Linked DNA regions of Mus musculus: region 1 is linked to region 2. Evidence: chromatin loops called from intact Hi-C (ENCODE). Cell type or tissue: left cerebral cortex. All regions are shown on one strand. Each heading gives the region's core, and the rest is flanking DNA. Links, peaks and the distances in the headings are about the cores only.

Evidence for each region. Hi-C counts contacts between places; a loop is a spot of excess contacts. Peaks named below come from ENCODE experiments on the same cell type or tissue, not always from the same donor. Only the 100,000 strongest peaks of a DNase experiment are listed, where the experiment ranks them.
Region 1: it touches region 2 in a loop (2.3-fold over the local background); 2 of 42 quality-filtered maps call a loop at or near these places.

Annotation. Positions count from the first base shown.
Region 1 is chr10:85,383,749-85,392,956 of GRCm38, reverse strand. Btbd11 (BTB (POZ) domain containing 11) reads right to left here and starts at 6,143. Exons shown (of 17, transcript NM_028709.2): 1 at 4,479-6,143. The coding sequence starts at 5,628. In left cerebral cortex, for the core only: CTCF peaks have their summits at 4,048 and 6,293; DNase peaks (open chromatin) are centred at 4,904, 5,166, 5,532, 6,173 and 2 more places; H3K4me3 peaks cover 2,484 bases.
Region 2 is chr10:85,594,481-85,602,480 of GRCm38, reverse strand. It overlaps Btbd11 (BTB (POZ) domain containing 11), which reads right to left. Exons shown (of 17, transcript NM_028709.2): 4 at 3,604-3,756. Among named protein-coding and RNA genes, the nearest start is that of Gm40731, 8.3 kb to the right of the region's middle. In left cerebral cortex, for the core only: CTCF peaks have their summits at 3,168 and 4,247; DNase peaks (open chromatin) are centred at 3,202, 3,408, 3,694 and 4,199; H3K4me3 peaks cover 963 bases.

The DNA of each region.
Region 1 (9,208 bases), core at 1-8,000, 210 kb after region 2:
CTTGGCAGTTTAGTATCTAAATCTAAAGGAGAACAGCTGCAAAAGTGGCTATATGTGTGGGGCAAAGCCAGAAAAACCTTTCAAAAGAGGATTCAAGTACTGGCAAGATAGCTCAGGAGGTAGACAAACTTGCCACCAAACCTACCGACCTGAGCTTGATCCGTAGAAACTATATAGTGGGAAGAGTGACCTGACTCCCATGAGTGTCTTCTGACCTCCACCATGTTAGACTGCAAATTGCTTCAGCCCCAAAGCAGCTTCTACTTCCCTAGCCCAAGATGGTCCACAGAGCCTAGGGAGCAAGCAAAGCGCCTTCAATTCTCTCTTTCTATTCCCAGCCTTGGCCATCACTCCAGCTTTCTTGGGTCCTCACCAACAACGTCCCAATGTCAGCAGGAAGTAGTCACGGAGACGATTGCATGGCCCCTTACCATTTATTATCAATTGGGGGGGTGGTGGAATGTTAGGTCTCAAACCCAGAAAAATGGCCAACCGAGATGCCTATTTAACACATCAAAGTGGATCTGGCTGCCAGTTTCTCCCAGCAGCCCTCAGTCCCTACCTTTATAGGGTATGGCTGGCATACCCTGCCCCTACCCTAAACTTTAGCACTGGTTTGGACTGCCCTTTCCCCAGGCAGCAAGCAGCAGTCTAAAGAGCATGGCACCCTTACTCCTACCTCGGCCCTTCCTACTTCCGTACCTTTTATAATACACAAACGAGAAGGATGTGGGCACTTATCTCTTGGGTCCGGCCTGCTACACCTGTCTAGGCTTCTCTTCTACTAAAGACATTATCATCTCTCTTTTCCTCTTTCGGTTTACCTTTTACTCTTTTGGTCTCCTGGACCTCCCCTCCCCCCTCTCCTTACATGGCCTGGCTCAGGGTCATGTTCATGCTAGGCTCTCCCAGATGTCTGTCTCTGACTGTGCTCTACCTCCTGTCTACAATAAACCTTTCCCTCCACCGTACGTAGGCACAGTCAGGTCCGATCTTTTTACTTAGTTTTTTCATTCACACTGATCTCCACATGGGCACCCATGTGTGCACGTACACCTGCGCATACACACACACACACACACACACTTTAATAATTAAAAATGAAATTCAAGAAGCTCAGAAGGCAGTTAGCTTCTTTAAGGACATCACTGAGCAGTACAGTACAACAGCTTGCTCAGTTCAACAAGCACCAAGAAAGTCATTTCTAGCTGGGCGTTAGGGACGCCCTTCAGCTTGGAGGATGATCACACACAAAATTAGTGCTGCCGGTTTAGATCGTCAGGTATAAAAAGGTGGATAAACAGAAACAAAAAGGTACAGCAAATTGCATGGGGTCAGTGCTCAGCTGAGTATATAATGAAGTAGGATACCCTGAATGCAGGGTACTGGTCGGCACCTGAAGCTACAGATACAGTGGCTAGGAGTATGGGCACTGAAGTAGACCATCTGTGTTCAAACAAGCAATATAAAAACAAACGTCCTACTCCCCCCCCCAAAAGCTCCATTTGTGCCTCAGTTTCTTCCACTGTATAAAGGAGATGGTAGCAGTACTTTGAGTTTTGTTTGTTTTGTTATTTGCTTGTTTGTTTGTTTGTTTGTTTGTTTGTTTGTTGAGACAAGGTCTCATGTAACCCAGACTGGCCTCAAACTTTTCTACCTAGCTAAGGATGGCCTTGAACTTCTTCTCATTTTTCTCCCTCCACTTCTGCATGCTAGTATTACATGGCTGGATTGTTCATTCAGTGCCGGGAATTGAACCCAGAGCTTTGTGCATGCTCAGCAAGCACTCTACCACCTGAGCCACCTCCCCAGCCTGACAGTTGTGCTAGACAAAAGGCACACTGGGTTTCCATGTATAAAGTGATCCTAAGAACAGGTTGGCTGCGATCAGTGTCTTCTCGGTCCCTGGCATTTAAAAACTGTTCAATAGATATTGAAGAACAGATGAATCCACAAATGAAGAAATTAATGGTGTTACTGAGTTAAAAGAGGGGAAAATCCATTATGGAAGGTGTGTGGTCCTCAGGAAGGCTTGCAGGTCAGAAAGACTGCTGTGCAAACCAGTTAAAGGAACAGGCTTGGTGTTCAGTGTATGTTAGGATGCCTGAGACATTAATCACTCATTCCTTAGCTCTTCTGTATGCATGCCCAGCCATTTTGAACAAGCCCGTAGAGTAATGAAGAGATCAGGATGAAATAACAGCATGTCTTGAACCAGAAAAAGCTGAAGGAAGAGCCCTGCGTCCCAGGAGTTAAGCTGTGTGGTGTGCGGAAGTTTGTGATGGCTTCAAGGCCCAACCACCACTCACTCACCCTGCCCAAAACCAGTTCTGTGGTTTTCTCTTCCCTTAAATTAGCCTTACTCCACAAGGGATAAACACAAATGCTGTCTTTACAAGAGGCTAAAGATCCTAAAAGCAAAATCTATTTGGAAAATGATTAGCTACTAACATAGCTATGGGAGGAGCTGAGGGTATACTGTGTGTTAAAACCTACATTCTGCAGACAAGTGGACAGAAGCCCAGAAAAGTCACCCCAAATCTCTCAGTTCAAGAGAATGCAGACTAAGAGGCATCAGGATGCTGGTGTTGGCAGACTAGAGCTTCCTCGGGGTTGGGAAGGGGGTGGGTGGGAATCCCTGTAAAAGTAAAATGAGAGAGCAAAAGAACCCCAAGAGGAAGATGAGGAGTTGTAGTGCTGAGATAACTCAGGCTAAGGGCTGACTGCAGTGTGTGTGTGTGTGTGTGGGGGGGGGGCAATGGGAGCCTACAATAGGGAGACTATTAAGCTGGTCTGTGATTTTAGGTTGAGGGTGCGCTCCCAAACAAAGAACAATTCAAAACTCGGGGTTTTGCAGGTAAATCCCCCATTCTGAAAAAGTACACGGGAAGCCTCGTGCTCTGTCACCAGATGTTTTCAGTCTCAGTGGGATGTCCCTGTGTACTTGCAGCATGAGCCTGTGTCTGCGCAGGTCTGTACGCCTTGGTATCCTCTGGGGAGTATGCCTTAGGGCAACAGAGGGGTGGGTGGGGGATGGGCTTTGGCAAAGAGATTGCAGAAGAGTCTCTGGAATCCAGGCAGATCCTAGCCCCTCCCCCAACACACACACACACACACACACACACACACACACACACAAGCTTTGCTCTTTTCTTCCCCTCCCCCACGATGATCATATCCAGGTGAAGAGATTCAGTCAGAAAGTCCATCAGGGTAAATTTATAAACGGTTAAAGCTGGAGCCTTATACCCCAGAAGCCTGCTGGTTTGCTCCTTCGCATATTCACAAGGCACTTGCACACACATGCGCGGGCACACCCACATGCACACTCTTGGCACCCCAGAGGCCAAGCCAGGCCAGACGCATCTCTCCTTTAGCTTGGAGGAAACAGACAGGCTGTGACATGAATGAAATCTACCCAGCAAGGCTGCCTTTTCGCTCCGACCACGCAACCTCGGGCCAAACCGCTTGGAATACGTAACAAAGTTTTATTTCGCTTTTAGAGTCTCCAGTTACTCTTCTACCATTTCCTGTGGAAAATTGAAGCTTTGAAGTGTCTAGCTCAGGCTTTTGCAGACGGGGACCGCTAGCGCCACCCGGAAAACAAGCACCCCAGCACTACCCTATGGACATCCAGGACCCCAGGTTCAAACCCACTCGGCACCTTCCAGGGGGCGCGATGAGGGGATTTTAGAACTCCAGAAAAAGGGTACCTGTAGCTGATAACCCCTACCTCTGGCCTGGGTCCCTAGTGGCTCTCCTTCAACCAAGTGACAGATGTAAATCACCCGCCAGAGCCTGGAATACTTGGCCTTGCCACCCTCCACCCCACCCCCACTCCCCTATATCTCCAGCTCTGGGTTCAAGTACTCAGAAACTGTTCAGGAAAACTTGGAGCAATGCAGTGTTGTCTCTCCACCACCACCACCACCACCTACATGAACACGTTTAGGCCCACCCAGCTCTATCCTTCCACCTTCGCTGCCCTCAGCCATGCCTTCCTAGCGCATCCACAGCGACCCCAAAGGGCCTGGGGCAAGCGAGAGAACTGCATGGCAGACAAGTGAACCTGCCTCCTCCAGATCTTAGCCCAACTCGTGGGTACTGGAATGTGGCCCCTTAAAGATCACAACAGGGTTCTAGAAGCTATTCACGAGACTCAAACGTCTCAAGCCAGATCCGAGTAAAACAACATACTAAATTAAATGTAAAATAAAAAGGGTGTTGGATTTTGCTCCTGTCTTGCGGGAGGCAGCAACCTCCTGGCCCTGCACAAAGGGGGCGGAACCCTGTGTGCTCTGGGAACATTACTACCAGTGTCAACCACGCGGATCCCAAGCTCAGGAGTGAACCTACGGGTTCCTGGCTGTCTCCACTCTGGCCCCTACCTCTAAGGCCGTGGAGAGCGCGAGTGGCCAGAGAGACGCGGGAGGGGGACGAGAGGCAAACTTGAACCCGGAGTTGACAGAGCCACTTACCACTGGCGTTCTTCCCACAGATGAGGTGCTGGTAGGGCTGCAAGAGCCCCCAGATTTCCGAGTCGTTGTTGACCGTGTGCTCCAGGGTCTCCACGGTGAATTTGGGCGCTTCGTGAAGCGTGTGGTGGTGGTGATGATGGTTGGCGGCGACGGCGGCGGTGGCTGTGGTTGGCGGGACTGCGGTCGCCGCCGTGGCTGGCGGGGCGCAACAACTACTGCCCCCGCTGGCGCTGCTGGCTGCGCTGCAAGGGCCACCGCTCGCCGCTCCCCCTCCCGGAGTCTCGCGCTCCTTATCCGCTGCAGGGGCTCCGGGGCCTGAGCCGGGGCCTGGGCCAGAACCGGAGCTGGAGCCAGGGCCAGGACCGCTACAGCTACGAGGTAGCCCGGAGGCCAACACCCGCGAGTAGATGTCCCGGAAGAGACTCTCCATACAGGCGGTCAGGTAGATGGCGGCATGCTCGTGGATGCGCAGCGCCACGCGGCTGTCCACCATCCAGCGGTACACGCGGCCCACGGAGAAGGTGAGGCCGCAGCGCGCCGACTTGCCACGGCCCAAGCGGTCGCCGCCAGCGCTGCTCATGTTATAGAGGGACAGCGCGGCCAGCGCGGCAGCGGTGCAGTGAGCCGCCAGGCCCCAGGACAGTACGATCTCCATGGCACTCTGGATCTCGTACTTGGTGCACTTGGCGAAGCGCAGGCTCAGGCGCTGCGCCTCTTTAGCGATGCGCACTAGAGCCCGGCTTACCAGCATCGAGAGCTTGGCCAGCGCGTCCTTGGGCAGGCTGCCGGGGACCGCTGGGCCTGCCCGGGGATCCCGCGAGCGCAGCAGCAGCAACTCCAGTTCCTGGAGGGTCCAGGGGACCTCGTCGAGGTCCGGCAGCAACCGCGAGCAGTGCTGACCGGCGCAGTCCAGCCCCTCGGAGTCTTCCACCAGGGCAGTGTTGACGGTGTCAAAGCTGTTGTGCCGGCTGTGCATGGAGTCAGCTAAAGGCGGCCAGCAGCTCCCGCCATACGGGGACGCCGGGTGAGAGTCAGAACAGCACAGAGACAAGTTGGAGGAGCGCACAGAGTCCGCCGCGCCACCATAACCCGAGTCCAGCGTCAGATCTTCCAGCGTTCGCACCACAGGCTTCTTACCTCTCCTGGCCATCGCTGCGCCACTTCATGCTGCAGCCGCCGTGGAGCCGAGGGGAAGGAAAGGCAAGGATCTGTGGGCACCGGGGTCCTCGGGGACAGCGGGGCTCCACGTCGCCTAGGCTCACTTTCCCACCTGGCGTTGCCAGCAAGTGTCACTACTTTCGCCTGTCTCCCCGAGCCGTCACCACGGGAAGATACACGGCGGAACCTGAAGTCATCTTCTGGAGTCGGGGCCAGAGCGAGGGCGCACTGAGCCGCGAGCCAGGCCGGGAAGGAAGCTCCCGCCAGGACCCGCGCCTTTCATCCAAAATAAAAGTGTCTGGTCCTCTCCTCCCTGGGACCAGACGGATGCAGAAGCCTCCGAGAGCCGGCCACAGTGTCGATAGGACCTAGATCGCCCCAGATACGGCCGCCGCAGCTCGGCGGGCTACGGGCTCCCCCGGCTCCGGGATCCGGGCCGCGGTTCTCTTGAGCTCCCGCCCCGCACTAAAGCGCTGTAGCCAGGCGGCTGCAAAACCCTGCTGAGCCCCAGCAAACCAAGCAGTCAGAGGGCGGGCGCATGCAAAGCAGGGCCGTCGAAGAGCCAATGGAATCGGGGGATGCTAATTACTTAGGTTTTTTTTTTTTTTTTTTATTCCTCCCTTCCATGCGGCCCCGCCCCTCAGACACGCCCCCCCAGGCCTTGACCAGGGCTGCAGCTAGGAGGGATCCGCGGCCTAGGTGGAAGCCTGGAGAAGAACAGTCATCCTGCAACTGTAGCTTCCCTAGTTTCTGCTTTCGAACTATCGACAAAAATATCATTTATATCGTTATTTGTTCCACTCTGCGGTTCATAAAGTGTTTGTCCGAGGGTTACTTTCTGCTTTGGCATTTTAGATTTCTCTTTCCCTCCCACCAGCCCATACAAGATGCACGTTTCTCCTCCCTCTTCAGGCACCCTGACTAATTCAGGCGGGTGCCGCTTCTCAGCCTGGGTTTGCTCCAGCATGGAAGGAAATAAAACAGGAAAGTAGTGAGGGGGAGACTGATAATTGCCACTGGGAAGCGAATCTCTAGCCATAAACCACCTGTCACCAGGACTTTCTAGGTTTGTTCGGCAGACAGGAATCTACCCTTAAGTTCCAGGGTGTGTGTGTGTGTGTGTGTGTGTGTGTGTGTGTGTGTGTGTGTGTGTGTTCCGGCCACTCTGTGGTTCTGGTGGACAATGCTCTAGACTGCTCAAACTTAAATTTGTGCACAGGAGAATATTCTTTTCAGCTAAAGAAAGATACAAAATATATGTGTGTGTCTGCTGCATTTCTGTGTCTAACAGCATCATTGCTTGGCTATTTGTCTATCTCTACCTACCTTAGGAAAAACCTTATTCATTCAAAGATTCCTACCTCCCTTACACAATCCTATTCCTACAAGAAGCCCACCCTGATCTCCCAAAACTATCCTGGGTGTTTCCACCACCCCACCCTCTTCGATGGCTTCACATTTCTGGGCCCTTGTCACGCTGGCTTGCTACTATCTATTTATTTGTCTGGATCCCACATTGGGCTAGGGAGTTGTGGTAAATGTATGAGTCGACAAGGGAAGGACGTGCTTTGAACTGCTGGTTTGAACGTTCAACTGTGGCTGAAGGGATGTGAGAAGACACTCAACATCACTGGCCATCAGGGTAACTGCAAATCAGAACCATAAGGAGCTGCCAGCTCATGCCTGTTAGGATGGCGATTATCAGAAAGTCAAAAGATTACAAGCATCAACAAGGGTGTGGAGGATAAAGAAGAGTGTACTCTATTGGTGAGAAGGGAAATTGATATAGCTATTATGGAAAATAATGCCGAAGATCTTCAAAAAATTACTAATTAGAACTACCATGTGATCCAATAATCCCACATCTGGATCTTTACCAAACAGAAATAAAGCCACTATTTAAAAGATCTATTTACTCCCCTCTCCCTGTTCATTGAAGCATTATTTGCAATCGCTAAGAGAGAATATTGTTCAGACTTCAAAAAGAAGGAAATCTCACCATGTATAACAAATGGCTAATCTGGACAGTATCATCCTGCTAAGGGGAGTGTCTCACTTATTGTGTGACTCTAAAAAGAATCACACAGTAGCACCAGAATGTACGATGGTAACTGGGTGCAGACAGGGGCGGGGGATTGTTCAGCACACAGACTTATATTTACAGATGATGTGTTCCACAGTTCTAGAGACATTACATACATGCAGGGTGGCATCTAGAGTGAATGATGATGTCGGTAGGAAGTTGTCTGTAAGTGTTCTTATCAGGCAGAGGAAAAGGTCAGATGTATGGGTTGAGAGGTATGTTAATTTTCTTGATTATGGTAATTATTCACAATACATATAATAAACACCACATAGTACACCTTAAATGCCTATCATTTTTGTTTGTCATTCAAATCTCAGTAAGGATGGGGGTGGGGCATAGGCAGCTGTGGATTCCCTGCCGTTCATCCTGCATATCCCATGTCATCCTGTAATTTCCATCCTAATACACGTCCATAGCAACACGTTCCCTTTCCTGTTCTCTAATATCAGAATCTTCCTAAAGTTTACCTCTTATGTTGTCACGCATAACAAAATCAAAACTAACAAACCACTCATATCAAAAAATGTGAGCTATTTTATTTATTTATTTATTTATTTATTTAGTCTCCCAAGTACCTAAAGTTTACACTTATTACTTAGCTTTCAGGAGTCCCACGCTATTCTTAAACTTCCTTTCTGTAATTTCACAGAGAGAGAGAGAGAGAGAGACAGAGAGAGACAGAGAGAGACAGAGAGAGACAGAGAGAGACAGAGAGAGACAGAGAGAGACAGAGAGACAGAGAGAGACAGAGAGACAGAGAGACAGACACAGAGACAGAAGGAGAGACAGAGAGGCAAAGACAAAGGCAGAGAGAGGGTGGGCTTTCTCACACATACATTGTGCGCTCTGGGCAGGTCGGATCCCTCCTACAGGCTGATATCCCAGCCTGTCTCCCTCATTCCCTGCCGCTGCTCTTTTCGTGCAGATGTCCTTCTCCCCTCTTATCTTTCTTAAACCTCCTCTCTTCCCAGTGGGATTCGGCTCCATTTGAGAGTGCTGCGATGTTTTCTTTTCCTGATGCCGCCTGCTCTCCTCCCAGGCAGAAGGTATCCCCGCGCACGTGGCTCAGTGCTTGTTTTAAGCCCTTTTCATTTCTCTGCACGGTTTCCTGGCCATCTTGTCTACCTCAAGCCCATACGCTGAGGTGTTGAGCTTGTTGAGGACGCTGAGTGCTTGGTGGAGCACAGCGAGCAAAGACCTGAGGAGGTTTCATGTATGTGCAGGAAACTCACACCAAGCAGCGCATGGAACTGCACGCTGACTCCTTCCCTCCTGTGGTGTGGGGTCAGCCTGGTACAGGCTGTCTTTGCCACTGTGCCAGCCGTATGCCCTGAGCTCATCAGTTCCATCCATTTTCACCTCTTTTTTTTTTTTTTAAGATTTTATTTCTTTTATGTATATGAGTGCACTGTAGCTGTCTTCAGACACACCAGAAGAGGGCATCGGATCCATTACAGATGGTTGTGAACCAACATGTGGTTGCTGG
Region 2 (8,000 bases), core at 1-8,000:
TAAGAAAGAATAAATGGATTGTTTGAACCCTCCCATTCACAGCAGCTGAGTGACTTCAGGTGTGTTCTAGAAGTCCTGAGAGCCCCAGTCTTCCTTTCTGTAAAACGGGATAATGAATGTGCTTTTCACGGTTGCTAGGGATGGTTACATACACACCACAAGGGCAGTTAGCATAAGATGCAGAGTAGGCCCCAGGTGCCTTTGCTGGATATTATAATAAAAACAAGCAAACACACAAAAGCGACTCTCTGATGCTGTTACCTGCAAAAGGGAGTTAGTAATTCCTGCCTTACATCATAATAAATGAGAAAATGAGATGTGATAAGAAAGAAAAATAGGAACTCTTTTTCACATGCTGTTTTTTTTTCTAGTTTTTCTTTTTTGTAAGTTTCTAGTATTTTTTAATGTTTTACATTCTGCCTGTCTGTTTATCTGCATGTGCTAAAGATGGGCTCCAGGGCCTTGCTTATTTAGACTGATGAACCACATCCTCAGGACATTTTACACTTATTATTTGGGTAAGCCAATGGACTCCTATGCAGTCATCCCTCAGTACTCATGGGCGATTAGATCCAGGATCCCCACCAACAGCAAAATCCATAGATACAGACATTTCTTCAACATCCCCCATCAACAGCAAAATCTGTAGATACAGACATCTCTTCAACGACACAGAGCAATATTAGTATAAATTCTGTAAACCATCTACATAAGTTCTTTGTGGGTTATTTATAATACCTGATATAATGTAGATGCTATATAAATAGTGATAATGCTCTATTGTCTAGGGAAGAATGACAGAAGTGTCTGTACATGCTAGATGTGGGTTCTAATGTGGCCACAAGACAAATAGATACTAAGATGGATTCATGGTGTGATCATCAGGTGACACACTTGGTCATTAGACCTTGTCTTATAGGGAGGATGCAGGGAAAAGGGGCTCTCTGGAGGCTCACATCCAGGCAATGAAGTCCTGAGAAGTAACAAACCCCAGAAAAAGGTCATCGAATCCTCTCACAGGCTGCTTGAGCACATAGCTGGTCCTCTGAATTCATGCATGATGTGTTCCAGGATCTCTTGCAAAAACCCAAATCACTGAATGTTCTAGTCTTGTGTAGAGAACAGCATAGTCTTTACACAGAACATTCACGAATGCTCACATATTCTTTAGAGGTGTGTGTGTGTGTATGTGTGTGTGTGTGTGTGTGTGTGTGTGTGTGTGTGTGTGTGTACTTGCAAATGAATCCAGGTACCTCTGGAGGCCAGAAAAAAAAGTGTCAGATCACCTGGAACTCGAGTCAAGGGCAGTTGGGAGGGGTTTGGGGAATATAATTAAGGTCTTCTATGATAGGGTCTTACAATGTAGACTAAGCTGGCCTTGAACTCACAGAGATCCACCTGCCTGTCTCCCAAGAGCATTAAAGGCATGGGTCACCATACCTGGTCACTCCCACATAGTCTTTAAATCATCTCTAGATGAGTTAAAATACCAATACAATGCAAACTCAATACAGATGTTTCTTTTACTGTGTTGTACAGGAAATAAGGGTAGGCAAAAGATGTCGGCTCGTGTTTAGTACAGGTGTAATTATTTTCCCTCTGAGTACCTGAATCCTCAGCCTCAGAATTCTTGGGACAGAGTTCTGACTACACTTGATACCTGTGTTGGGTAGGCAGCCTCTGATTTTTCACTTAACTTCTGTGTGATACTGGGAATTACTCAGTCTCACAGGGACTTGATTTTCTCCTGTTTTTAAAGACACATGAATATATTAAAGGCCACCCAGGATTAGTGTTTATGGAGCAGTGAAGACTTGGGGCACTGGCTAGAGTAACTGTCGTTTTGTGAATACTGTGTGCACGATTCGCACACATGACCTTGCCCTCTATTTACACCAACCAGGGGAGGGGGGGCTGCCATAAATGTCTCATGTTACTCATGGACAAATGACAGTTCAGACAGGTTAACCAATGTGTTCCCCAGTTAACCAACCCTGGTAGAGGCATCTGCCCCCCTCCCCCCAGGCAATGGTACTCTGGGACCCAAGTTTTTAACCTTTGGGCTATGGGGTCTCCTGAGAGCTTGCCAAACAGAGGTCACCTTTTCAGTAAGCAACAAGGAAGCGTGTGGCTTTACTGGTCACCCTGCAGGCCAGAGACTCCTGTAGCAAGGAGAGCCTGGACCACAGGGCAATGCAGGCTGAGGATGGTGGGCAGGGGCCCTGGGAAACAGGAGGCAGGAGAGTCTAGTAGGCAAGGCTGGGTTATGTCAACAGTGAAACCAGACATTTTCCCTGGCACTTCTTCCTGCATATGTGCAATGATGGCTTCCTAGTCTACAGAAGTGGGAGATTATGCTAATCTCACACAGCTGCTGAAGGGACTAAGGGAAGCAGGTTGCAGAAGCAAGTGTCTTGTTGTTGGCTCTAACTGGCGCATAGTGAGTGTTCTATAAGAAACACTCCATGGCTGGAACTCAGCCCGGGGGCTGAGCTACTGGGAGTCACATCCTGATGATTTACCATTCAGCTACCTCAGATATATCAGTAACCTCAGTTTCTTTATCCATGAAGTGGGTATAGCAGCCACACACTCCACAGGCTTGGGAAGCACTTCGTAGGTACTCATCTATATCACTTAAATCAGGCCCCAGCACTTTGGCTAAGAGTCCAGTTCTAGGTCCTCATGAACCCAGGTGTATATGACAGGTCCTTAATATCCTTGGGGTACGCTCCCTCAGGTCCCATCAAAACCTGTTAGGGCAGAAATTTCTGAAGTCTGGGATTGAGTACTCCCAAGGGAGGATGGCTTCTCATCAGGTGGTGGGAGGAGATTTGAATGAAATGATATGGTCACCCAGGGAACAGTTAAGGGAGTCAGGAAAGTGCGTGTCCACATATCATTTGTGTTCTGTGTATTTGCATTTGGGGCCAGGTAAGACTGAGCTGAATAAGCTGGTGTGTTTGTTTTGTTTTTACATTAAACAAACAAACAAACAAACAAACAAAACCCAAGCCCCCTGCATGAGAGCCCTGGCCAGCCCATGAGTAAATAAATCCCACTTTGCTGGAGGGGAGCCCTGGGTACAAGCCTGAAAGGAAACATCCTGCGAAGCCCATAGCATCCTCAAGCTGGTGGGGAGACAGAGAGGGCGCTCTCCCAGACAGAGATTTCACTCCGCAAAGATTCGTCAGAAAAGTAAGAACGCTAATATTTCAGAGAGGAGGACTGGGGTAAAAGGAGAGATCAGAGGGTGGGAACACAAATCGAAGGGTTACCAACAGAGAATAGCCAAGACAAAGAACAAGACACCTCGCATCCTGTAATCCACAGAGACACATACTCCCAAAGATTTGCTTATTGTTTAGCCCCCCACCCTCCACGCGGTCTGCCATTTCAACCAACAGAGCCTTAGCCTCAGCTACAGCAAGGATTTCGGGCGCCAGCAATGGGTGGGGAAGAGTGTAGTGCACGTACACCCCGGTGGCTGCGACCTACAAGCAAAGCTTGAGACCTCCCACCCCTACCTATTCTCACGGCCCCCGCCCCTAGGGTCTCCGCGCTCTTCCCCCATCACCCCATCCCCTTTCCCCCTCCACCTACTTGAGCTGGCGCGGCTCGCAGTCCACTCCCGGAAGCAGCAGCCGGGCGGCTTGGCGGACATCGTCGCTATCCATAGAAAAGCTGCGGCGGTGGCCGGCATGCGCCACGGCCACTCGGATCCACTCCATGAGAGGGGGCAGCACGAGGAAGGGCCTGCGCAGGAGGAGAGAGGCGGAGATGTATTAGGACCGCCACGGAACTAGGGCTGCTCAGACCCATCCCGACTCTCGCGGGGACCCCTATCTGAACCCCATCCCTGCTTCCACCTCCACACCCATCCGTTTTCCCTGGAGACCCTGCCTGGAAACTCCTGAGTGCGAGAGCCTTTGGAGACATCCTGACCCCACTGGTGACCCCGGGTCAGGCTCTCTAGACTCTCTTGGCCTCGGTTTCCTCATCTGTGAAAGGGGGCTACTGAGGCCACCAAAGGTTGCAATGTTACTCTGCTGTGAGTGCTGTCCCTCTCAGAGATCATGTGCATGTGGAGATGAGTCACTTCAAGCACTAGCGCAGGGTCCGGAGCCAAAGAAAGCCAATGAACACCTGGCATTACTCCAGATTCCCAGCTCTATCCAAGAGACTTTCTCTACTTCCTTTCCCATCCCTGCCAGGCTTGTGTCACCCTTCTGGCCTCGACTCTGCACAAGCACCAGGCTACCACAAGGCACAGAGCACTTGCCAAATCAGGGTGGGAGCCAAATGCAATTAACCTTCACACGCAAGACTGCTGGAGCCCAGAACAGCCAACAAAGCTGAGGGTGGGGACATTTAACACATCGCAGACCACCGTGGGAGCCAATGGGTGCACTGTGGAACCAGCTTGTTGCCACATTGGCTGAGGCAGTGACGCTTCCTGATCCATATCTAGGGGCATTATATATAGTCTATTCTCATACTTGTATTCTGGAGAGTGTGAAAATACTTGAGTCACACTAGGATTTAATTGGTATAGTATGAGGCTGGGCTTTGGTAACTTTTAAAGTCTCTCTCTCTCTCTCTCTCTCTCTCTCTCTCTCTCTCTCTCTCTCTCTTTCTCTCTCTCTCTCTCTCCCCTCCCTTCTCCCTCCCCCCTCCTCTCTCTCTCCCTCCTTCCCTCCCCCTCTTCCCTCCCCCTTTCTCTCTTTCTGTATATGTGTGTTTAGATTTATTTATTTGTTTTATGTATGGGAGCACACTATTGCTTTCTTCAGACACAGATATACCAGAAGAGGGCATCGGATCTCATTACAGATGGTTGTGAGCCACCATGTGGTTGCTGGGAATTGAACTCAGGAACTCCAGAAGAGCAGTCAGTGCTCTTAACCGCTGAGCCACCTCTCCAATCCTTCCCTTTGTGTTTTTAATGTACACCACAGCTCCCTGAATGGTTTGCTGAAACACAGATTGCTGGCCCCACTTGCAGCAGTTTTGATTTGTTGGCTTAGGAGAGGAACCTGGAAAACTAAATTTTAAATCAGTCCCTGCTACTCATACCTGCTCTAGAGATGTCAAAGCCAGGCTTCACCTGAGGAGGGACGTGGTTTAAGAGGCAGACTCCTTGGGCTGTCTCTAGAGATGTTCGTAGATCTTAAGGACACAATCTAAGGGATGGGAGAGGTGACTCAGAAGGTAAGGTTGCTTGCTGGCAAGACTGATGCCTGAGGTCCTGTCCTGAGAACCCACATGGCAGAAGGAGAGGACTGACTCCTGAAAATTGTTCTCTAGCTTCTACGTGATGCACACGAGGGCATTGTGCCCCACCAATCAATGATCAATCAATCAATCAATCAATCAATAAACAAACAAACCACAATTAAAAATCTAAATGGGCATAATTGAATAAGCACTTCCTATACTTCTAATTTACGTGGAGCATGCTTTGACAATGGTGCTGTGTGGACCTGTAAGATTTCCTACCATTTGTCAGGGCCTGGATGTCACTGAGGCAAGGGTACCTGGGCGTCAAGATTTACGGAAGCAGAATCCTACAGCCATGAAGCGTAAAAGGTGATTACGAGGCATCTGCTCCCTCTCAAAATACAGATGTCACGAGTTTCCCACAAGGTGTTGGTGCCAGGCTCCAGTTTTCCTAGAGTCAGGCTACTTCTCTGATGTTAAAACATGCAACAACTCTGTCCTTGACACTCATCTCAGTTAACCTTGTCCATGAGATCATCTAAATATTTAGGGCGAACTGGCAGTTAGCTATGGAGTCTGCCTGCTTTAGCATCAGAAAAACAGTGTTTACTGATAGTAAGGAACCTTCCTAGCCTTGAATCATGAGGTTTTCAGAACTAAGAGTCAGACCCAAGTTATTTGGTTGCACAGCCCGTGTGCCGCTATCTCATGTAATCTCACCTTTCTCCCAGTCTGCTTTCCCAGCATGCAATCTGTTACCCACAATGCACCTGTTACTCGAGGGACCTGGTCTCGGATCTTTGAAGGCGTGGTATGTTCCTTTTCTGCCCTGCAGCTCACTCTCCTGTGTGTAGGGCCTCCATCTCTTCAGAAGCTCACACCCCATTTAACCTTTGCCAAATTCTACTGTCCCCAAACACTTGTGATAATTGAGCCACCTGGGCCACTCTCATGTGGGTCCCACCTTGAAGGACTTTCTTTACTCAGATGCTTCATTAGAATATCAACTGATCTGGGCAGAGACCAGGCTGTCCAGTTCACTCCCTCCATCTCTGTCCCAGGGCAGTGTCTGGCAGGTTGGAAGCCGTTAATATCTGTTCATGAGATAGACGAAGACTTACCAATTTCTTACTGTCTGATCCTAAGAAAATCAAGTTTCTGGGCCTGGGACCTAGAGGTCAGACTCTCGGGGAATTTCTGTCTGCATCAGCCTGCTACTTAGGCTGTCTCTCTCATTCTTTCCATCTCTCCATCACCTAAACCGAATCAGGCACTCAATAAACACACCGACTTGAAATTGAATTGGATTCCACTGTCTCTAGGGGAAGTGGGGTTTATTTCAGTCCCTGTGTCTCAGTCACTGCTGGAAACCAATCCCAAGCTCCCGAAGAATTCCCCCAAGGTTGTTTCTCAGAGGAGAACCTCCTCCTGCCTTTGATCAGTGGTCCCCAAGCCTGGTCCCTGGTGAGTTGAGTCTCTGGTGCAGCTGTCTTTCATGCTAGAGACTGGGCCATCCAGTGTACCTGCTGAATACCAAAGAGAGGCCCTGCCATTTGCTAGGTCATTTCTTTACCAAGACAGCTGGCCAGCCCCAGAATTAAAAACAAACTCAAACCACATTAAGTTCTTCCTTTTCTGGAATTTTTCTGTGTTCCTGTTCTCTTGACACCACTGTCTTGTCTATCACTGGACGCTGGCAGTTTGTAAGCTCATGAATTCTTTGCCAGCAACTCATCAAATAATCTTATCTTGTCTGCTCAAAGGGGACAAAATAACATTATTTGTGATGCTTTCTCTGGAAGAGTTAGTGATAGGACAGAAATTTAGGGCCTTGAGACAAATGGGGTAGAGAATTTTCAGGAACAATATGGCATCTGCACATGTATGTGAATGGTGGTGGTGTGTGTGTATGTGTATGTGTGCACGTGCACACCCACGTGCATCTGTGTGTCTGTCTGTCCATGTGGGAACCAAAGAAAGCAACTGGTGGTGTTGCCTATGAGATGTCCACTTTGCTTTTTTGAGGTAGGTTCTCTTAAAGGACTGTGGAACCCTCTGATCCAGGAAGGCTGGGCTTACAACATTATGCCTGGATTTTCTTACTCTCCTTAAAGATGAATCCTGGGGCATTGAACTCAGGCTTTCACACTTGTAAAGCAAAAATTCCACTCCAGCTATCAGTCCAGGTCTCTCCTTACATGTTTTTAAAGAGAACCATGATTCATTGGCTCCTTGCTTTATTCAGAAGCAGTCAGTTAAAAGCTAGAAGAGCCCATGGAGGAATTAGTGACATCTTCCACAGCTCCCAAGCTTTGCGCCAACAGGCTGGAGGGGGTTCTGGGCATCTGCATTCTAAGCCAGCCCTCCTGGCAGTTCCAGAACATGTGGGTTTGTGAACCAAGCATCCTGGGTGAACAGGGGAGGTAGGATCTCCACTCAAGCAGTGTTGTGGCCTTCACTGTAGCTTTAGGCAAAGTATATGGGGTGGGACAAGAACCCCTGGAAGGGAAGAGAAAGCCTAGATGGGTTTCTGCAGGATCAAGACAGCTAGTCAGCCCAGGAAGGCCCAAGGAGCCAGTACAGGGCATAAGCAGCTGTAGCCCCTCCCTGAAACCAAGAGGAGATCTGGTGACAGGTGACAAGGTGAGGGCCAGGGAATGAAAGGGACTATGGTTGGTGATGCTGCAGCATCAAATTCCAGTTCTGGGTCTGTGTGGCTCTGGCTAACAACTAGGGTGGATTCAGATGAGGCAGCTTAATTTGTGGGCTGTCAGCCATCT